Linked DNA regions of Homo sapiens: region 1 is linked to region 2. Evidence: chromatin loops called from intact Hi-C (ENCODE). Cell type or tissue: B cell. All regions are shown on one strand. Each heading gives the region's core, and the rest is flanking DNA. Links, peaks and the distances in the headings are about the cores only. Region 1 has its middle 27 kb from the start of YIPF5. Region 2 overlaps ARHGAP26 (Rho GTPase activating protein 26).

What was found. Peaks named below come from ENCODE experiments on the same cell type or tissue, not always from the same donor. Only the 100,000 strongest peaks of a DNase experiment are listed, where the experiment ranks them.
Region 1: a loop joins it to region 2, with 22 times the contacts of the local background. A loop is called at or near these places in 11 of 110 quality-filtered maps.

The regions. Positions count from the first base shown.
Region 1 is chr5:144,137,296-144,149,211 of GRCh38, reverse strand. It overlaps the pseudogene RN7SL87P. Among named protein-coding and RNA genes, the nearest start is that of YIPF5, 27 kb to the left of the region's middle. In B cell, for the core only: CTCF peaks have their summits at 6,518 and 6,743 (motif pointing right); a DNase peak (open chromatin) is centred at 6,851.
Region 2 is chr5:142,916,600-142,928,515 of GRCh38, reverse strand. The region is part of intron 10 of ARHGAP26 (Rho GTPase activating protein 26); the gene reads right to left. Among named protein-coding and RNA genes, the nearest start is that of ARHGAP26-AS1, 54 kb to the right of the region's middle. RefSeq lists enhancers at 10,892-11,392, 11,393-11,893. In B cell, for the core only: CTCF peaks have their summits at 5,992 and 6,201 (motif pointing left); a DNase peak (open chromatin) is centred at 6,175.

The DNA.
Region 1 (11,916 bases), core at 2,513-10,512, 1.2 Mb before region 2:
CATAAAGCATTTTTCTAGGTTAGTCCTGAAAAAATGAAACCTTTTCTCTCCGTTAAGGAAAGCTTTTCTCTCCTTTATCTCTTTAAAAAATTGTCTGTATTTTTCTTCCTCCTCTAGCCTCAGTCTCTCTGCTTTTACCTTAATGGTATCTGCTTTATTAATGGAAAAGATACATGACTTAGAAGAAGTAGTATCTCAGGACAGTGTGACTCCCTATATCCTAAACCAGGGGTCAGCAAACTTTTTCTGTATCAGGCTAGATAATAAATATTTTAGGCTTTACTGGCCAAGAGGCAAAATCAAGGATATTATGTATAATATCTATACATGTAAAATAGGTGTTATAGATGTAAAATGCATATTATATATAAGAAAGAACAAATTTCCACAAAATTTTTATTGAAAAAATTAAAAATATAGTAATTTAGTATAATTTTTTATAATGCAGGTCTACTAATGTGTAGAATGGAGTTATTTCTGGTTCTCTAATTTGTCTCCTCCCTACCTGATGAGGTAAATATCGTTAATATTTATTTTCATTCATAAGGAAAATGAAGTTCACACAGTTACCCTGTGGGTAAACGTTGGAACCATCATTTGAGCCTTACTCCAGAGCTTGTGCTCTGGATCTTGATACAATTTTCAGAAGAGAATTAATATTGTCTTATTTTAATGATAAATAAATTGAAGCTCTAAGAGGTTAATTCAATTGGACAAGGTAATACAGATTGCTGTAGGACCACATCTGTCTGATTTCAAAGCCTCATGCTCTTTCCCTTCTACTCTGCTACTATAAGACTTCCGGGAATCTCCAAACCATGGATAATAGCTGCAATGACAAATCAGGTCCAAGTTGTCCTACCATTTTAATTGAAATATTTTAATACAAAAACCAACAGCTTTTTTACTTGTAGCTGTAAAAGTTATAAATAGTCATACTAAAAACTACTGAAGGATATTTGGTGAAAGACAAAAGTGAAAATTATTAATTCTCTGTTCTCTCTTCTATACGGTCACTCCTTATTTCTCTCTTTTCTTTCTCTGCTTATTTTTTCTCCTTTTCTCTCCCTCTTTCTTTTGTGTTATAAGCTCTGCTCAGAATAAAATAAAGGAGTCCGTGCCTGAGAATATAATTCAGATCCCAGAGAATTAGAGGTGCTCTTGTTGACCAGATATACTGGAAATCTCAAAGCTTATATAAATTATTTTAATGGATGAATAGCTTTTAGTTTTCTGGCATCAAATCAATGTTCGACAAATGTTTACTGAGTGGCTACTATATGATAGATTCTATGGAAGAATACAGATAAAAACAATTAGCTCTGCCCTTAAGGAGCTCACAACTTAGTGAAATCCTAATAATTACTTGAGAAAGTAAAGAGAAAGCCTAAGTGAATTCATCCAGGGCAAGGACTGTCTTCACAGCTCTGACACCTTACATCCTTTATTAAGAGAGATGCAAATTAATCAATATTAATTCCCAGTTGAATGGTATATTGGATTAGTTGACAAATCTGATTAACTTCAACATTAAGATAAATGGACAAAAGCATAATCACTATTTGGGTACATAGCTTTGAATATGCATTTAAGAATGCATTGCAGAGTGACATCAGCAGCAGCAGCAACTAAAACGTACTTGTCATATGCCTCGTGCCAGGCACCCTGACAGATGTCCCCCATGCATATCTCATTTAAATATTACAACAAGCCAGTGAAATAGATGTTATTATTATAGTTTTAGGTTATTTTAAAGATGCAAAGTGTTTGCCCTATGATTACATAGCTAACTAACAAAGAGTATAGCCATAATTTGACACATTTGAATGGAATTCATGTTGCCTTATAATTTATTTTTTATCCTAAGGGCAAACTAGAAAAAATAAATAAATTACATACACAGCACTGAACTGATGAATTACAATTTTTATTTTTCCCCAAAGGGCTTTTGGGACAACAAATGAGAAGTAGAGCTGTCTCTCAGGGTTGGATTAGTGAACTTGGGTTCAGTTTTGAAATTAACTAGAGATAGCTGCCTCTAGTTTTAAATTACAGATAACATGAGAACATGAAGCCAGATGTTATTCACTTCATTTGGAGGGTGACTGGAAAATCTTTTGGGCTACTGTAGTTGTTTTGCTTTCCCTCACATAGAAGAGCTAAGCTGGTGTGCAAAATGGTTGGGAGAAGAGGGAAAAATAGATTCTACTTCTAGCTCTGCCCTCAATCCATCATACAGCATTGAATAAAGTAAGTTTTCTACTTCCTGTAAAATGGGGATAAAAATGCTTCCTCTGCCCACTTCACCAAGGAGAGGATCAAAAGAGACCATTTATGTGAAATGACTACACACATGCAGGACATTCTTTTGTAGATAATAAACAGATATATATTCATGAGCTGTTTACATTAACCTGTGGTTGGGGTAAAACCAGAGCCTAAGCCCAATATACTGAGGCAAAACTGTGGCCTCTTCTGTAAGCAACAGAAGGTGGATTTTCTTGGCTTCACTCAAACCAGACAAAGAGTAGGCCATTTCCAGCCGGGCACAGTGGGCCACAGCTGTAATCCCAGCACTTTGGAAGGCTGAGGCAGGAGAATTGCTTGAGCTCAGAGTTCAAAACCAGCCCTGGCAACATAATGAGACCCTGTCTCTACAAAAAATAAAATTAAAAAGAGCAGACTATTTCATCTGCATTCAAAAGTCCTCACTCAGACTCTTCATTTGAAATTGTCAGGAGACAATATGGTGTTTAAGAGCACAGGCTTTGTAATCTGATCAACCAGAGCTCAAAAGCCAGCTTCTGTACTAGAATCATAAAGGAATTGTCCTCACTTAGTCTCAGTTTTCTCATCTCAGCACAGGGATAACTACTGCACCTCCTTCATGAGCCTTTGTGGGATTAACTGAGGGAAAGAATGCCAAGTACTTAATATGGTGCCTTGTAAACTAAAAGTGTGCAATAGATAGTAGGTGCTATTTATTATTACGGACAGTAGTGGTCTCAGCAATACTTGTAGCAGCAATATCACGAGAGACCATTTTTTTTCTTACAATTGTGAATATAATTACTTTGGACCTAATTTGCACGTATTATACCTAAATAGTTGACCAGCTGTCTTGTGAGCAATTTTCATTTGTTTTTACTAAGTGAGGGATATTACCTTTTAAAAAATGGTCCTCTCAATATAGATTTTTTTATCTTTTGTGCCAGATATATATTTCCTTTCATTTATATATAATTCATTATTATCTAAAGGCATCTATGGCAGTAAAGGTCTAAAGGCATCTATGGCAGTAAATGATACGAATCTTGACCATAACTTTTATTCTGTGAGACTGACTCATAAAATCATGTGTTCTTTGTACCTCATTGCAGAGATTTCTTTTAAAACTGCACTGGTGTTCATATGTTAGTTAGCATATCTTTAATGAGATTTACCTAATTTGGCTCAAATAAAACAAGGACCTGGTTACTCACTTTGATGTGTACATCTGATAATAAGTCTGACGAGAGCCACTGTTGGAATTTTCTTTGTTTTCTGAAGGCTGATACAGTTAAAGAACAACATGGGGGGTTAAAAGTCCTAACAGCATAATTTGAAGGAGTGTCAACAAGCCCTATATTTATTGTAATTGTACTTGGGCAATATCTCATTTCCACTTGAGCTTCAGAGCTATAAATAGTTCTAATCTGTTTACTTTGTACACTTACTGGATTAATTACAGTAGAACATGCCAAATGATATTATTGTAGCGGTTGGCTAAATGTAACACAAACATGATAATTAAAATGATTACTTTTTAATTTCTCCCCTTTTCAGTTTTATGAGCTGAATTTACAGTGTTATAAGCCTTTAAGAATCTGATTTAAGAATCACTGGACTTTTCTGTCAATGCATTTCATTGTTGACATTGGATTTAGTGTTGTTCAGTGTTGTTGGGAGTTTCCTTCAGAAAGGAAACACCTGGGTCCTGCTTCCATGTGATATCTACTTGGTGAAAAGTGCATTGTTTCCATCATACTTGCATCATTGTGGAGTAATCACGTTTCCATTTACCTATCCAAATTGATGCTGGTAACGCACATTCTCACATACACACACACATATACACACCCCTGGTAGAGAAATTGTTTCCTCTTGCATCAGTAAAAGTGATGTATGTTTATTTCAACATGCCCTCCAGCAACCTTTTGGTGCCTCAGCACTACCCAAGACAGTAATTGTGCTCAGCAGCTACCTCATCCAGGCAGTTTCTTATTTCTAGATGTCTGACTACACCTGGGAAAGTACTGTTTTTGTTAACTTACCAGAAGAGGGCCACTGGGAAGAAAGGAAGTGAAAAATGGTTACTGCCAAAGGTATTATCCTTTAATCCTAAAAAGGTTGCTTAAGCCCCTCTTGGTTCTCCCATTATGTTCCTTCATGGTTTGCCAATTAACTTATCCCAGTGCTCTGGGGTCATTGATCTAGACAGCACTCCTTTTGGGTTCCCCTCCCACCAATTCCCAGCAAAGTTGTTATAAATGCACTGTGCTTCCTTTTTGATTGTCCCTTAGTGGCTGGGTTGCTTTGTAAAGAATTCGATGCACAGGTTTCAGCAACCTCTTTACAAAGTGGAGACAAAAGCAAAAATAGAAGGGAAAAAGGATACTCCAACGGACTAAAACGACAGCAAACTTTAGCTGTAAACTTTTTAACTGAAGAACCTGGAGTTGCTTTTGAGAATTTTAAAACAAAGCACAAATAAGAGTTGGGAATATTTTATTTCTTCTGTGTACCTCAGGATTTTCCACTTTATACCTGGCTTTGAATAACTCTCTATATAGTCTACATTCAAAATATCAAGTAATTTTACCTAGCCTTTGGTAAAGAAGAGTCCAACTGGCAACTGCAGAAACTTGTCACCTTCAAGTTTATCCAGCGTTCCCAATACATTTTGAAGTAGTGAGTGTTTCTAAGAACTCAATTCTGAGCCCTGTTTTTTCTCTTTACATCTTGCCCTCCAAGACAGTTTGTTTGCTTTTACAGATTCAACTTTTGCCTCCATGTTAGATCTATCTAGTTTATATCCCAAACACCAACACTACACTCATGCTCAAATACCTATTATCAATTGCCTGCTAGACATTTCTTTAAGATACCCCACTGGCAACTCAAAGTCAAGTTATGCACAGTGGAACTCCTCTCTTCCTCCCTCTTCTACCCTGAAAGTCTGTCCCTTCACATTGCGTGCTCTCTCTCTCTCTCTCAGTGGGTTGCTCTCTCTCTCTCTCTCTCCTTCCTATCTCCTGTTGCCCTTTTGACTTCTCTCTTCTTCTCCCTTTCCCTCTCTCCCTTTCCATCTCTTTCTCACATCCATACCACTAACCAACAAGAATGCAGAGTCATCATTTGATTTTCTCTCCCCATAGCTTCTTACATCTCTGAACTAGGCAAGTCTTCTGTATTCTTTCAAGTCTCACCCATGCCTTCATCCTCTACAGTACTATGGTTAATCATCCAGGTTATGTAAATGTTTATTCAATCAATGCTTATCAGTGGTCTACACTATGCTGGGCACTGTAATGGGCACAATGAGGATTCAGTGCTGGCAAAGAAACGCTTTTTTCCCTGCCATGGCAATTGTCATCGTTATTGCCCCTGTATTATTACAACACTCTCCTAATTGGTATTTTGGAAGCTGGTGTCTCTCCCTCTCCAAACCATCAGGTCACAAATTACCCTCCTCAAAATACAGCTTTGGGGAATGATACATTTCTAAATATTGTGTACTTAATTATCAGTAATTCTGCTGTATGTATTATGATCTAAAGCCTTTGGAACTCTTTATGTAGAACATCATAAAGAGCTGCACTTCTAGGCCACCGACTGCATTTTGAATTGTGACTACCGTCTTATGAATGAAGTACCAAGTCATCTTCATCTGCCAGCCTCATTTCCTTCGAATACTGCAGCAAGCCACCTCCCTTGAGAATGAGGGGCAAGGGCAAGGGCCTGTAGTATTGTACTGCCCAAAGCAAGACTCTCTGGGGGAAGATCAGAGTTCCCAGGCTAACAAGGTCCACGGATCAACTTCCCATCTGAAAAAGTTAGCACCATTTAGTGCCAAAGCCACTGTCTATGCTTGTAATGCCAGCTGTACACCTCAAAAATGCATGTGGGAGATTTGTAGATAGATCAGTGCAGGTTTTCTGCACTCTGCTCTTCAAATATCAGGGAAAGCTCCTGAGGAAGTGACATCCATTTCTTTGTTTCAAATGGTTCCTCTTTTTTGTTATCACAGAAGCAATGCATGCATATTGTAAATTGATTCCTACAGTACAAAAGTATTTGAAGTAGAAATTGGAAGTCCCTCATGTGTTCCCCACCCTCACAGATTCTAAGGAAAGTAGGAGTTGATAGATGTGAGAAGAACATGTTGGACTGAGATTTTCACTAACGTTTTCAGCCTCCTTTGTCATGTCAACATCTCTTTTCCCCAACATCTCCTGTAACAAAGTAGAGATGAAAAGCCAATATAGGTGACACATTTTATCCCAAATCCCTGCTCTCAGTAGCATTCCCAGAAGTAGGAGAAGAGGCAGAAGCCAAGGAGGGCACCTAGACCCTTCAGTGACTGAGGCACAACATTCCCCCACACCCAGGATGGCAGATTAAGCTCATTATACACACAGACCTCACAAGTCTATACTATAATACCAGCATAGATGCTCTTTCACCACTAGGTGGTTCTGTAACCTATCTGATGTCATTCCCACTTGCCGACTGAAGTAAAGAACAGAAAATTTTAGGACAGTTTCTGTTGTCACACCTTCCTCATTTGTTTATATCTTCATTTTCAACTGCTCTTCCACATCCAGATAGAATTTGATCACAAAGTTGATATGCACAGTCTCACCAAAACTGCCTGTGTGTTACTTGCTGGGAAGAGGGCCATTTTCCTCTATAGGCCAGGCTCAGGCTGTGAGGCTGCAGGCTTTTTTCTAACTCTGGAGACAAGTGAAACTCCACTCTGTCCTGGTTGCAACAGGAACAGAAATCTCTTTCTCATGCTTCATTGATGGTGCCGCATCTACTGCATTTATTCATTCAATACACACTTACTGGTGCCTATTATTTTATATTTAGTGAACTTGCTAGGTCCAGAAGATAAAGAAAGTGGATTGTTTAGTCCTTGGGAGCTTAACAGTCATATGAGAGCAACAAACAAGCATCAAGAACACTTGATATTTCCCACCCAACATCCATTTCCCTTCTCCTGGATCTCAATTTTCCTCTGGAAAGCACCTCCTATCCCTCTCTCCCTCCCTCAGTACTTGGGTTTCAGGTGTCTGACTCTGCCTCTGACTTCCTGGCAAGGCATGGATTCCACCTAGGCCTGAGCGTTGCATCCTTTGCTTCCACTAATTGCTTCAGGGATAAGCGTGTGGCCTGACCCAGTGAAATGCAACCTGGGGAATTTTGCTGAAACTTGAGTATCAAGTGACCTGGGAGTATGTAGGCTTGAATCTGTTGGCAGCTGCCTTGCCATGACATGAAGTCTAAGGATGACACTAGTGTGAAGAAAGGCAGTTAAGAGATGAAAAGAGACTGGCCTTAGTGATGCAATATGAGTCTTTAAATCAAAACATGCCCAAAGCTAGATCTCCTTCTGAAGTGTCAGAAGATTTCCATTTTGCTTGATCTTATTTGAACCAGATTTTCTGTCACTTTCACCAGATATAATGTTATTATAATATATAATAACATATACAACATATGTAATATATATTATACCATATATTAATATATAATATATACTAATAATAAATACAGGGATTATTACAATGAAATGTGATAAGTGGGTGATATGATAGAAGTTAGTGCCAGCAATAAGTAGGAGAAATATCTAACCCACAGGGAGGGATGGCTTCCATAGAAAGTTCATTTATTTAAGAGCTAAATCTTGAACACTGTATTAGTTTATTTGGATCACAATAACAATGTCCTACAGACTTTGACTTAAACAATGGAAATTCATTTCTTCTTGTTATTTTCTCATAGTTCTGGAGGCTCAAAGTCTGAGCTTAGGTGTCAGCAGTGTTGATTTCTTCTGGTCAGCATGGGAGTTTTGACCTGCTCCCCTTCTGACCGGGGCCAGTTAACCCCTCCTTAGGAAATCTGATGGCCCCCCCCACTCCTGGGAGGGTCACCATATTGATGCCAAACTTAGTGCAGACACCCAGTCAACATAGGGTACTACAGCCCAGAACTCCTGGACTCAAGCGATCCTCCTGCCTCAGCCTCCCTAGTGCTTGGGACTACAGACACGCACCACTGCCCCCGACAGGGTTGACTTCTTTTGAGGCCTCTGCTTGGCTTTCAGGTGGCCATCTTCTCCCTGTGTCTTCACATGGTCTCCCCTCTGTATCTGGGTCCAAATTCCTGATTCTTGTAAGGATACCAGTTACACTGGATTAGAGCCCATCCTAATGATGTTATTTTAACTGAATTCCTTGTATGTTGACCTTATCTCCCAAATACAGTATATTCTGAGGTCCTGGGGATTAGGACTACAACATATGAATTTCGGGGGAGGTAGGACAATTCAGCCTATAACAAATACCTAATTTGGGTACAAAGATAAATAAAAGTGGATCGTTAATCTCAATGAGCTTACAATCTACATAAGACTGGCACAATAACCATAATAGCTAAAGAAATGAAAACATACACATTTATTAACAACATACACATTCTAGAATCTTTTGGATTTATCATTTAGGATAAGCCAACAAGTCCATGAGACCACTACTATTGAAATGGTATGCTAATGGAAGCAGTATAAATTATTGAGCTTTGAAGAAAAGGTCCCTTCCAGGAAAAGTGGTATTTGAGAAGCCCTTTGAACAATGTGTACAATTTTAGTAGGTAAATGGCCAAATTAGATGTGAGGGGGACCTTGGCGATGTGATACTTTCACCCAAATCACCCACGCAGGCTAAATAGGTCACTGTTTACCATGTCGTTCCACCTTCTTTCCTGTTTCAGTGTATCATACCATTTAAAGATGTTCCTAAACGTGTTTTTAAAGGTAAATTTTTAAACAGTGTTCTAGCTGTCTTGCTTTAACTAGTCCCTCATTGTTATTTCTATCACTACCAAACATGTGAAAGGGTTGAGATATTTTCCTACTTACGAGCTAAGAAGTAAATCTGCCAGAGTTTCATGGATGTTGACAGATGACATGAGGCTCTTGGGTAAGAGATAAAAGACAGCTACCCTAGCATTCTTTTCCATCATTAAGAAGGCCAGATGATCACATGCAGTGGGTGTGTTACAGAAAAACAGCCTTATTTTAGGGAACCCAGATCTTCTAGGATAGTCAGTAAGCATGCCTGGTCCGTGCTCCAGAGGGAGACAACATCTCTATCTTACAAGGCTGTTCACTGCACAGATGTTCATCAAAAGACAGTCTGGAACAAAGGAGCAGTGAGTGCCTTGCTCACGTGATGTGCAGAAACCTAAGCGGCCCATGGAGAATTATCTTCTAATAGTTATAAACAGCTTTGGCCAAATGAATTTCCTGCTGGTTTTGTCGCAAATAAATCACGAGCTATCTATATATGAAAGGAATGTTTTTCCAAGCCTTGGATTTTGACTCTGGGTTTTTCTTGCTTCCATTCTGTGGTTTTGACAAGGGGTTTAATTGTCCATTCTGCAATTCTCTTCCTCTCCCTTAACAGCAAATATATAATGCTCTAACCCTTAAGCTCACCTCCTCATTACATCTTTCTTCAAATTTCTCTCAAATATAGTAATTGACTTTACCAGGGATCAGCAGACCTTGGTCAGTGGACCAAAGAATTGTATTTATGCTTTAAAAATGTTCTGAGAAAACAACAAAATAGGACATAGAGACTGTATGTGGTCCCTGAAGCCTAAAATATCTACTATCTGACCTCTCCTAGAAAAGATTTGCTGACCCATGTTTCAAACCTCTGGAAATGCTACAATAATTGAGAGCAATGTCCCCTTCCCCTCTCCCTATCCCTTACTGTTAAGTTTAAATCATGAAAGGTTTAGAGTCAGCTCTAAAGTACCTACTGAGCCAGGCAAAATTATTCTCTTCTTATAACACATCATTCGCTGTTTTTCATTTTCTTCATAATAAATCTGGTTTTATTTTCCTCTTCTCCCTCGCATAGCTGTCTTACCATCACCTGCCATGTGCATAAAATGTAACTATCCACTATAACAACAAGCAGTATGTATTAGGAATTACTTGTTTCAGGCAGAGTCCTAAGCATTTTATGCATCCTCACAGCATCTCTTTGAGGTAATTACTGGTATCTCCTTTATACAGATAAAAAAAAAGGGTTAGTTAATAACCTATCCAAGGTCATGACACTTCTGAGTGGCAAATCGACAAACACGTTTTCCCGGTTCTGTCTGTCAATAGTGTGCCTCCTTGGGGGCAGTGGTCTATTATAATGGAACCCTCCCATCTTCACCAGGAGAGAGGATGAGAAGCTGAAAAGAAACAGAAGGAAAGATAAGAAAGATTCTTTATTGACCATCCTCTATGTGCTAGGATTCCTGCTGAACATTTTGAAAAAAAAAAATAAAAAAAAAACACTTTGTTTCACCTCTGACAACAAAGGTAAAAAGGCTTTCCATTTTTATACACAAAGAAAATGGAATTCAGGAAGCTCAAGAAACTTGCCCTAGTAGAACTAGAATTTGAATGATTATTTGTTTGACTCAATATTAGCCTGTGACATTTCTGCCGAACCACTTGGAGTGGCTGCCTAGGAACCAGTATGCACTTCCTCGTGCAGTATGTTGAGTAGCACAGATTGGGGTAAGCAAATGCTCATGTAAAGCACCCATGAGGGGCACATAAGATGTTGGATGCTGGCAATACAGAGCATAGCAAGACCCACCTGCTTCCCTTCTACAAATTCCAACTCTTACTTAAGTGTAAAACATTGTATGATTTGGCAGAGAAACTAGTGAGTATTTTTTGAATCTCATACACTGTACTTAAATCTAGCTTTCTTATATTTTCGTGTCTTTTGTTTGTTTTCTGACAGTCAATAACTTAGAGTTAATTAAAAACAGCATTTTCACCTTGATTTAGGATGTAAGTACATGTCTCAGTGAAGTCAGTTTTCTTTAGAAACCTTTTACAAGCATTTTTTTTAGAAAAAAATTAATAGCTATAAATCTGTATATACACATCATTCAGCCATGACATCATCAGGTAGATGCATATAAGTTCTGTCTCAAATAACTGACAAATATTTTAATGTTCCTATATGCCAAGCACAATTCTAGATGCTGAGGAAACATCACTGAATGAGATTTTTTTAATGTACTTTAATCACTTCTGATATTCTTTCCCAAAATTCATAACCTTAGTCTAATCACGAGAAAATATCAGACAAACCAAAACTGAAGGTCATTTGATTAAATATCTGACTAGTATTCTTCAAAAGTGTCAAGGTCATGAAAAGCAGAAAGAGAAAGAGGAAACTGTCACAAATTGGGGGAGATTAAAGAGCCATAATGACTAAATGCAATGTGAATCCTGAATTGGATCCTGAAACAGAAAAATTATGTTAATAGAAAAACTGGAGAAATCTACATGAAATATATAGTTCATTCGATACTATTGTGCCAATACTATGAAGATCAATTTCTTGGTTTTAATCAATGTACCATGATTTTATAAGATGTTAACATTCGGGAGGCTGGATGAAGAATATATGGGAATTATCTCTATTACCTTTGCAGCTTTTCTGTAAATCTAAAACTATTTCAGCTTCAACATGTTTTAGAAAATCCATGCCTTCATAGAGATTAAATTCTAGTGGGGGAAGTAAAACAAACAAAATAAAATGAGTCAATAATATGGCATAAGCAAGA
Region 2 (11,916 bases), core at 2,013-10,012:
TCTGGTGTCAAAATCAGCCATGCACTTCTGCAAACACCTTAGTGAGCTCCTGCACGGGATTAAATGAGATTGAATGATAAAGAGCTCTGTAAAAACCTAAAGTGCTTCATAAATATGAGGGCTTACAACGCTACTCTAGGCAACGAGCTAATCCAAAACAAGAATTCAATAGCGTCCAGAATAACTGGGGCTTACTTTCTATAGAAGTGGTTCTCCATGTTTTATCTGTCTTAAAATACTCAAGAGATGGAAAAGGCAATGAGTTTTAAAAAAAAAAAAAAAAACACACACACACAAAAAGTCCTAATCATAAAGAAAAAATATTGAAAAATTGGACTTCACCAAAATGAAGAACTTACACTCATCAAAAGATGAATTTAATTACTTAATTACTTTTATTTAAAAAATTAAAAGTCAAACCAGAGTGAGAGAAGATATCTGTAATATCTATCTCCTGCAAGAATCATATCCAGAATATGTAAAGAATGCCTACAAGTGAGTAAGAAAAAATGAACCACCCAATACAATAAATACTTGAATAAGCACTTCATAAAAGAGGACATCCAAATGGCCAATAAGGCTAAGAAATAGAGCCCAAACTGATTACTTATGAGGGAAATGTGATTAAAACCACAATGAGATATAACAAGTACCCTCCTGAATAGAGGGCATTAGAAGGCCACCAATAACCAATACTGGCAAAAAATGTAGAGTAACTGGGACTCTCATACATTGCTGATGGGAGAATAAGTTGATGGAACTACTTTGGCAATATCTGCTAGAACTAAACATAAACCTGCCCTATGACCTAGCAATTCTACCTCTACATATATACTCAAGAGAAATGAGTGCATATGTCCACCAAAAGACGCATTCAGGAATACCTGCAGTTTTATTTAGAATAGCCAAAAATTGCAAAAACAACAACAAATAAATATCCATTGATAAATGGATAAACTGTTGTATATTTGAACAATGGCATACCATACAACAATTTTTTTAAAAAAAGAGTCAACTACTGCTAAATGCAACAACACGAATGAATCTCAGAGACATAATGATGAGGGAAAGAGACCAGACACAAAAGATTATGTGACTGTGTGACTCCACTTCTATGATGTTCAAATACTTGCAAAACTCATCTATGGCAACAGAAGTCAGAAGAGTGATTTTTTTTTTTTTTTTGAAAAGAGATATGGGCAGTGACTGAGAAGGGGCACAAGGGTATCTCCTGGAGTGACAGAAACATTCTATATCTTCATCTGGGTGGTTACACAGTTGTGTGTGTATAACAAGTTATTAAAATACAGACTTTGGAGTCATGCATTTTACTGTGATTACACCTCAGTAAAAATCGTTTTAAATACCCAAGAGCTATGACTTCTCATCAATAACTTAGGCTCACTAGTTATCCTGATTCTAGTGCTTCCTAGATGTATAACCACGGCAGACTAGCAACTGAACTATTCTGTGCTACTCTTATTACCTATGTTTTAAAGAACAGTAGCATAGAGCAGTTCAATTACTTGTCTCCCAGCGTTACCAGGATTACACCTCAGGGCATGCTGGGAAGGTTATATGAGAAGTGTATGCGGCATTTCAAAGTGTCAGGCACACGATGAATGCTCCAAAAATTAGTTGTAATCACAGGGGCAGGTAGAGGTGGGGTGAGCAGGAACAGGATGGTAAGTATGGGGTAAGGTTAAAATTACGGCTGCAGAAGGGCAGGTGTGTATAGTTTCAAAGGGAAAAGAAACAACCCACAGGTGCTAATGACATGTGTGATTCCCACTCCCAACACACTCATACACAGCACTGAAATTCATGCCTCTACCACAAAGCACACAGGGCTGAGGGCTGAAGGGACACACCTGCACTGACATAATGGCCATTTCCTTTCTCCTCCTGAGTAACGCAACAAAGTGGCCTACCACTCCCTTTTAAAATTAACATCTGATAACTAATAAGAACAGAGAAGGGGTCTTTGGCAAATTCTAAAAAATCTGCCAAGGAGCTCCCTCCACCCGCCAGATGAGAGAAGGAGCAAATGACTTAAAAATCCTCTGTAGAGCTCAACCCTAAGAATCCACTTAAAATACAGCACTTCCTTTTCACTCTGAATATGTCCTTAGTGCTATATCTGCTTAAGAATCTGGATCTGCTTAAGAATCTGGATCTGCTTAAGAATCATGAACGAGGATCTGGAATTTTCTCTAAGCTGGCACCTCACCTCTCACACTGCAGGAGCCATGGAGAAAACAGCTCTCCATCTATTACAGGGCAAGTTGCTACCCAACACCATATCTCCTCCAACCCTGGCCCCTAAAAACAGCCCATGGAAAGCAGTATATGGTTTAGCAACACATTCAGGATCCTGGGACCACTGGCTATACCAACTCATAGCCTCCTCACCAGCCAAGAGCAAACAGAATCACAACCAGCCCCAATTCCAGGGTTACTCGACAGCTTTCCTACGCTAATCTTATTCCTGAATCTGAGTCAACAATAGTGATCTCAGTGGTTTGGCAATTTACCCACTTCCTATTGGACAAGGAAAAGCTATTACTAACTCCACCCCACTGAAACAAAAACACTCAGAATTTAACAGTACCGTTCTTTCTAAATCAACCTCCAAAGATCTAGAATTTACTCATTCATAAGACTATAAATCTTCTGTTGGCAAGAGTTCATTCCCCAGCTTCCATCCACACTACTGTATATTTAAGGGTCAAATTCAAAGTAGAAGAGCTGAGGCACCCACAGGAACACACAATCTCAAAGCCTGTGTCTGAAACCTGCCCCTTATGCTTATTTAGGAGACAAAGGGGAATGATAAGGAATGGAGCATCAGCTGCCATCCACTTGCAAGAAGAGTTTTGCAAGTGCCAGGGAAGGGAAGTGGTCCTTTGTTTCTAAAGTGCTACTGGGAAAATGAATTCCTAACAGTTCCTGGACAATGCAATGGTTCGGGTTCAGAAGAGCTTCATTTACACAAAGATATGGCCAAAGCCACATAGAATAATCTTGGAGAATGACACCTTTTCCATGTCTGTTTATGAGATTACAGACCCAAATGTCTACGGAGACTCGGTAAGTAAGAAAAATTAGGGAAACTGGATAAGAAATTCTTTAATCCAAGGAAAATAGACTTGGTCTTATGTTGCTCTTGGTTTTTTCTTTTGCAGTTTTACTTTCAGATAGAAACAAAGAACAAAGAATTATCTCCCCTCTGTGGGAAAAACAACAGTGCAAGTGCAAAGCAAAAAAGCTGTCACTCGTCTTCATGGGGGAGGTGGGCAACAGGGCATGGTGGGGACTGCGGCAGAACAGAGAGCACACACCCCACCTAAAGGAAATATCTGTCATTCAGCTCAACCGGTAGCTGGCATGCGGGAAGGCATGATCAGCAGTTAAAGATTTTTTTCAGTTTTAAACTGTTGCCTCAAACACTATTCAAGCCAAACCAAGCATGTCTGTGGACCACCAGTTTGCAACTTCTGTTGTCTGTGTCTTCCTCTGAATCTATCTGAGCTTCACCCTAGGTCATCATTACATGTTATAAAGTCATCCATCTCATGCATTAAGACCAACAATGAAGGATGCCTGTCTATATTCTTGATTCACCTTACAGTCAAACTCAGGAGAGTATCTCCAGGTCATCCACAAAGGAGGAACTTGGGCTACTTCCCTTTTTCTTCCAATACTCAAGGACACAGTGCCATCACTGGAAGGCAATGGTAATCTACTATTTGGAGACAGAACATATGAATCTGCACTACTATGCGTGCTCTGATGTAATAAACCATTGAGGTCCTTCTGCAAGACCTTTGTGCATGGAAAGAATTAATAATATGCCATGATAATCTGGGTGTGGTACAGGTGAGAGACAGAGGAAGTAAGAAACCAGAAGATGCTGCAACTGGCAGCCCCCAAACCACAGGTAGATTTACTGAGTGTTTATTATGTGCTAACCACTGTGCTAAGGACTTTACTTGTATTATCATTCATTCTTCACAATAACTGTATGAAGTAGACACTACCATTATTTCTTCTTTTAAAAGTGAAAAGACTGAGACTCACATAAATTACTTGCATAATGTCACACCACTAGTAAGTGCCAAAGCCTGCACTTGAACCCAGGTGTGCCTGAATCTAAAGCAAAGCCCATGCTTTAATGACAATGTTGTACTGCCCCCCTGTGCATGTAGCATACATGTCCTGGGATCCAGAAAGACCAGCATCTTAAGGAGAAGAAGAAAGGAAGGAAGGAGGGAGGGAGGGAAGGAGAGTTGGAAAGAGGAGGGAGGGAGGAAGCAAGGGTCAACCCTCTAAGAAGGTTTTGGAAGTAGCTTCTAATCAATTATTTAGAAAGGATCTGATCCTCTCAGCACTTTGGGATGCCGAGGCGGGTGGATCGCGAGGTCAGGAGATCGAGACCATCCTGGCTAACACGGTGAAACCCCGTCTCTACTAAAAATACAAAAAAATTAGCCAGGTGCGGTGGCAGGCGCCTGTAGTCCCAGCTACTTGGGAGGCTGAGGCAGGAGAACGGCACGAACCCGGGGGGCGGAGCTTGCAGTGAGCGGAGATTGCGCCACTGCACTCCAGCCTGGGCGACAGAGCAGGACTCCGTATCAAAAAAAAAAAAAAAAAAAAAAGGATCTGATCCTAATAAATGAATGAATCATAACCTATTAAAGCCTGCAACCTTAGTATTTTTAGAGGAATGTTCCTAAAATAATTAGGATCATAGCAATAATAATAGTCTAAAAAGTAGGTATCACCAACCACATCAGATAAGTTCTTACATTTTTATGAGAGACTGAAGTCGTAAAACATCGGGAAGCCCAAAGACATCTTTGGCATATTAAATTGCATGGCTCTTAAATGCAACAGATATTGACTGAGTTCCTATTATGTGCCAGTCATCATGCTAGGTATCAGGGACATAGAAGCAAGCAAATGTTAACACACTGCACAAGGACAAGGCATTATTCACTGATGGGATGAGTGAGACTCAAGGAGAATGCAAATACCTGTTACTACTATTGATAACAAACTATGAAAATATAGCTTCTGTTTCATGTATTTTTTTTTCATTTTTACTATTCTATCTCACAATCAACAGAAATGTACATAAGTGGAATGTACTGGTTGAACTGTTTCTTCTATCCAGAATTACATAATAGCTCATTTTTGGTTTTGATTTTAAAAAGACAAACTCATTTTATATTTAGAAATTGGTAAATAAACTGGTATATTCAACCAATAAAACTCCATATTTCACCAGGCAGACTAAAGAGTAAAAATAGGGTTGCCTCAATCACCCTCCCAATCAAGTCCATTAACCACCATACCCCATTCTTTGTTAAACCAGAATCAAACAGCAAACAGGCATGCTCTCATTTAATTAAAAGAAAAAAAAAAACTCCATGACAAGTTCAAACTACATGAATTCTAAGACTCCAAGAACTTCTCCACTAACTTATTTTACAGAACAGCCAAAAAGCAATTCAGAAACTATGGTATCGTCTCCCAACTCAAGTCATGGAAGTCAGAGTCATATAACACCCTCTGAGGAAGGAAAACTCCATTTCCTGCCTGAAATGTCATGGCATTGAGACCAGCACTCTAATCCAACCAGCAGGAAGGCAAAATAAAATATTATTTCAAACAAGGGGTGAGAAGGGGAGGGAGGGGAAGTCTGAAACCAGGAAAAATGGATTCATGTGTTGCAAAAGATAAAGGCACGTTGCACCAGGAGGGAAAAGTAGGACTGCCAGGTTCTCAGCACACACAGGACAGTGAAATCACTCATCTTTTCTGCACCATCCTAAATAAGCCATTCCTAAAGCAAAGGGCCTGGCACTTTAGTTCAAAGAGCCAGGTAAAGGGTAATGTTTAAACAGAGGCCCAACTAACTGAGCATGTTTGTTTTTGCAAGAAAGTGGGTATGAATGATTTGTGATGAAAGGGTGGGAGGAAGGAATTTCTAGAGAATGAATGAGTCATTTAGGATACTCTTCTTCCTTTAAGGAATAATACTCTCATGATTATTTTTTTCTACAGAAAACACACACACACACACACACACTCTTCTGTCAATGTATACAAGGTGTATATAGGACAGCTGATTTTCAACTGGACCTTCTAATAGTTACTAATACATACACAAAACTGCCATCTAGAGGTTGAATGTTGAAACAAAGTCTGTTACATAAGATGATCCTTTTTGGAAAACACATAATCTCAGTCACACAATTTCACAAAAACACACAAATGCATACACACACACCTCTTAGCAAGCTAGAAGAAACAATATTATTTTAATTTAAAATTAATACAGTTTCTTCTTGAGGCCATAAATTGGAAAGAGAGGGCATAACACTTTATCTTTATTTGAAGCATGTATCAACAACAGGTTATCACATACACAGTTTGAAAATGGAATCTTACCCTAGCAGGCCCTTTGCACATATAACCCGAATGCACCTGTATTTCCTCTCAGCTTATAGATAACTTGAAAACTCATGACACTACAGGAAAAGGAGCACCATTAAGACAAAAAGCAGGCTCACAGGAATATCCACCAAAGCTAAGGTTCACCATCACAACAATAAAGCCCCAGGTTTTAGGGTATAGAAAAAAATTCAACAGCCATGTTTTCAGACATAGGACTCCATCAGAGGGGAATATTAGTGTGTTCCACCTTCAGAAAAAATCCTGCAATGTAGTGATAATTCACCCCATCTTACAGATGTGGTTAAACCACTTACCCAGAGTCACACAGCTAGTAAGGAACAGATCCCAAATTCAAATTTAGGAATGCTCTTATCTTTTTTACCTGCATCATGCAGCCTGCCATACAAACATATTTGAAATGAGGGTGCTGAGGGTTCCAGTAGATTCTTCAGATCTTTCAAAAATCTTTCTGGCCTCCACTATTCTGACTTTCACCAATCTTCAGTTTTCCTGGGTCTCTTCCCTAACAGTACACAAATGCAGGTTAAGTGAGCACCTGCTAAAAGTTTAGTTTAAATAGCAACTAACTTGATTAAGCTCCTCTAGTCTCTTACACAATAGTTTACCATGGCCTCAAAGAAAATAATTAACCCATGTCAAAATTACGTCACCATAAAAAATAAAATTGAACAGCCATATGCACATATTACTGTATTAAAAGCTGCATAAAATGTTCTTCTGCCTCTGGAAGCAAATCACCTGAGACAGATATTTAGAATTGAACAGAGGTATATAAAACATACCTAATTAAACACCCAACCAACCAATACAAAGAAAAGCTTATTACTGTGCAAATGCAGGTTACCTGGGAAGAAGAAGAATAGAGTTGACAGTGGATGTGAAATGCTAGGTTGGGACTAGATCAGAGGAGAGCTACTGCCCTTTACCTATTCATGGAAAGCTTGCAAAACAAGGACTTTGGAACTGGTATGAAAGAAAATCAGATGAGGTCTGTTAAGAAAGTCCTACAGATTTGTAAACTTTATATCTCCACTGCCAGTAGTCTCTAGCATGTAGTAATGCTCAATAAAATAAGGAAGGAAGGAGGGAGGGAATGAATTCAGCGTATTCCAGTCATGCCATCGTCCCCTGTAAGAATGGAAGGGTAAAGTCCTCTTGTTTGTTACTTTCCCCCCAGTATTCTGGCCCTCCAGGTTTGCTGGAACACTCAACATCCTGGTGTTTATACCTTAGTTGCTTGAGTATATATGAGCATTCCAAACTCAAAGGTAAGCTCCATGAAGATAAGTTTATTCTTGCCTTATCCCTTATTACAACTCCAGCACTAAATATCCTTGCCATCTCTAAGAAGCTATCCTTGCTGCCCACCTCTAGAGAGTACCAATGCTGGGAAAGGGGCACTTAACACACAGCATTTTCAAATGTATGGACATTGGTGAGAGTCAGCTAACCCCAGAAAAAAGTAATCATTTCCCTTCCCCAGTGTAAACACTGCCCCTCAAGAGACTTTATTGATTCAGGGAATCAGAAAAAGTTTTATTATTTTTCACATGGTTTACTAGGCCCTCCTGGAAAACACCTGAGAGAAAATATCCACGTGTCACTTACATCTGTGAGAAATTTCTTGAAAATAAACAAATCCAGGGATGCTGGCAAATGACTAGTACCATGATTCTTTAGCCTAAACAAATATTTTCCCTATATTTGCTCATGAATTTCCTTAAGACACTGCATGACGGAGTGAATTATTCAAAGTGACAGAACACAGACATAAGCAAGTACTACCGATTCACATCCTGCTACCACTAATGGCTGCTTTGAAATCATGTCCCATTTTTTAACCCAGAAATTTTACACTAAATCCTCTCAAAGAGTTGACACATTTTGTAATGATCAATCTAGTCTTTATTCAATTAACCAATATAAATTATAAACCTTCAAATGCTTGGTGCTATGGCAAAGTAATACAAAAGCACCCAAGAATGCTGCTTCATTAAAGAATAAAAAAAGTGATTTTTATTTTATTTTACTGAGATGGAGTCTCCCTCTGTCACCCAGGCTGGAGTGTGGTGGCGCGATCTCAGCTCACTGCAACCTCCATCTCCTGGGTTCAAGCAAATTCTTCTGCCTCAGCCTCCTGAATAGCTGGAATTACAGGTGCCCACCACCATGCTCGGCTAATTTTTTTCTATATTTTTAGTAAAGACAGGGTCTTGCCATGTTGGCCAGGCTGGTCTTGAACTCCTGAGCTCAAATGATCCACTTGCCTCGGCCTCCCAAAATGCTGGGATTACAGGCATGAGTCATCACGCTAGGCCAAAAAAGGGTGATTTTTAAAAAGCTAATGAAAGCTTAGGCTATAATCATGTAAAAAAATAAAAGAAAAGAAAGGAAGAAGGTAATTTATGTGAATGGGCTGCTTTGTGAAGTGGGGTTCCTTGGCAATGGGATTGTTCAAGCAGTAGGTGTTGAGTTATCCATTTAAAGGCTGCTGGGTGCATGAGTGCTGCTTCATTGAGAAAGGCCCTCCCTATTCAAACTGCGTTCATTTCCTGGGGCTGCCGTAACAAAGTGCCACAAACTGGCTGGCTTAATCAACAGAAATTTATTGCTTCACAGGTCTAGAGGCTAAAAGTTCAAGATCAAGGGTTCCTCCTGAGGTCTGTGAGGAAGAATCTGCTCCATGCCTCTCCTCTAGCTTCTGGTGCTCTGCTGCCAACCTTTGGTGTTCATTGGCTTGTAGGTGCATCACCTCGACTTCTGCCTTCATGTTAACACGGTATCTTCTCGTGTACATGTCCATCTCTGGGTCCAAATTTCCCCTTTTTACAAGGACAATGGTAATATCGCATTAAGGCCCACCCTAATGACGTCATTTTAACTTGATTATCTCTATCAAGTAATCTCCAAATAAGGCAACATTTTCAGATACTGGGGATTAGGACTTCAGCATATGATTTTGGCAGGGACACAATTTAATCTATAACTAGTATCTGCTAGGAAATTTTTTAAAATTATCCTTTGGAGCATGTTGTGGCCATACCACACAACTACTACAAGTTACATTTATTTAAAGCCATATCATATTATTAATGCTAGAGTCTTTAAACTGAATTTCAAAAGAAATCAGAAGGAACCTTCAAAGAATCATTATATTGATTGGACTGACATGATACCTTGATCCAAGCAAGTTTTCGGTTTGAGATTGAAGAAATACAAAGAATTTCTACTAACTTTAGCTTTTTGATGTTAGGAACAATGAAATCTTTTTGAGGGAAAGCAGAGATATGAAGAGCTAACATTAGTCTGTGAAACATTTGCTCCATGTAATCCTAGGGTCCTCAGTAGTTCAGGTTTGAACATCCCCCCCACCCCAAAAACTAGTTCTGAAAAAAAGGAAGGCACTAGAGAAAAGAAATTAGAGGAGATGTGACCTCTGAAATCATGTAGAAGCCAATACAAAAGGGTGTGGACACAGAGATGAGAGTATAGGTCTACTTTTTAGATATCAAAGGTAAAACAACTTAGATATATAAGAATTAAAAGTAGATTTCTAGAAATGTATTTGGTTTTAAAAAGGATCCTCGGCCGGGCACGGTGGCTCACACCTGTAATCCCAGCACTTCGGGAGGCCGAGGCAGGCGGATCACCTGAGGTCAGGAGATTGATACCAGCCTGGCCAACATGGTGAAACCCCATCTCTACTACAAATAGAAAAATTAGCCAGACGGGGTGGTGCATGCCTGTGGTCCCAGCTACTCAGGAGGATGAGGTAGGAGAATCGCTTGAACCCGGGAGGCAGATGGTGCAGTGAGCCAAGATCACACCACTGCACTCCAGCCTGGGTGACAGAGCAAGACTCTGTCTCAAAAATAAAATAAATAAAATAAAATAAAATATAAAATAAAATAAAATGGATCCTTGAAACATAAAGTTCAAGAACCATAGATCTAAATCCCATTGGCCTGGATTAACACTTAATTTGATTTTCAGTTCATTCGTTGTTCAAAGAATGACAACAGTTTTCTGTAGGACTTATGTGTCAGGGATTTGAGGATTAACAAACTGACAGCAATGTATTGTGATACAATGAAAACAATTAGCTGACAAGTGATACTACTGCTAGGATATCTCCTACTCATGCTAGCTGTCCTGGATTAAAAAAAAAAAGAGTGTCACCTTAAAAATAAAAGGTGGAGCTAGGGACAGTGACAGTGGTGTACCTATCTTCTCAACTACTCGAGAGCTGAGGTGGGAAGATTGCTTGAGCCCAGGAGTTCAACTCCAGCCTAGGCAACATGAGGAGACCCCACCCACCTCTAAACAAATAAATAAAAGATGGAAGAAAAGGTGTACAGAAACCAAAAAACCATTCATGGAACACCTATTCAGTGCCATGTGCCTGTCACTGTGCTCTATCTGCATTGCTTCTTTTAATTTAGTCACGGGAGGACTTTCTGAAGGTCACAGAGGAGTAGATATAAGAAGAGAGGCAAATTTGCTGCTTCAGTTCATTGTACTTTATATTGTACAGTTTCATTGTAGTTTACAATGCCAAATGCAACTGACAGGGTGCCAATAGCACTTCCCAGATTTCACAGCCTGAAAACTGGACACTGCGGTGTCTCTGAAATGCAACCACCAACAGCTCTGAGCTCATCACTGGAAAATGTTTCTAAAATATCTGAAGTTTAGGCCAGGTGTGGTGGCTCACGCCTGTAATCCCAGCACTTTGAGAGGCCGAGGCAGGTGGATCACCTGAGGTCAGTAGTTCAAGACCAGCCTGGTCAACATGGCGAAACCGCATCTCTACTAAAAATACAAAATTAGCTGGGCATGGTGGTGCATGCCTGTAATCCCAGCTGCTCAGGAGGCTGAGGCAGGAGAATTGCTTGAACCCAGGAGGCAGAGGCTGCAGTGAGCTGAGATCGTGCCACTGCACTCCGGCCTGGGCAACAGAGCAAGACTCCATCTAAAAAAAAAAAAAAAAAAAAATTCCAAAGTCTTGAGGCACCAATGTGCCCTGGAACAGGCTCCTGAGAACCTCAGTTCAAATCCCACCTTAGCCCTGAGTAAACGGCCTCACCACCCTACACTGCAGATTCCTCAGCAGTATGGGAATAATGGAGGACCTACCCCCCTGGGTTGTAGTGAGGATGACACAACACAAGGATGAAAGTGTTCAGCTTATAGGAAATGCTCTGATACTACCAGTTGCCTCACTCCTCCTCCATTTTCACATCCTTTAAAAAGGCAGGGGTTTTATTGTGGTGGTTGTTTTTGCCTTTTGCCTGGTCAAGTAATCTGTCTCAGAGACCAGAAATCACCTTTCCTAGTAGTTACATTCTCCTCCTCCATACAGGTAAGCATTCAGCTCCTTAGTAGAGGAGCCTGAATTTTTTTTTGTTTTGTTTTGCTGTAGTTGCTTGTTGT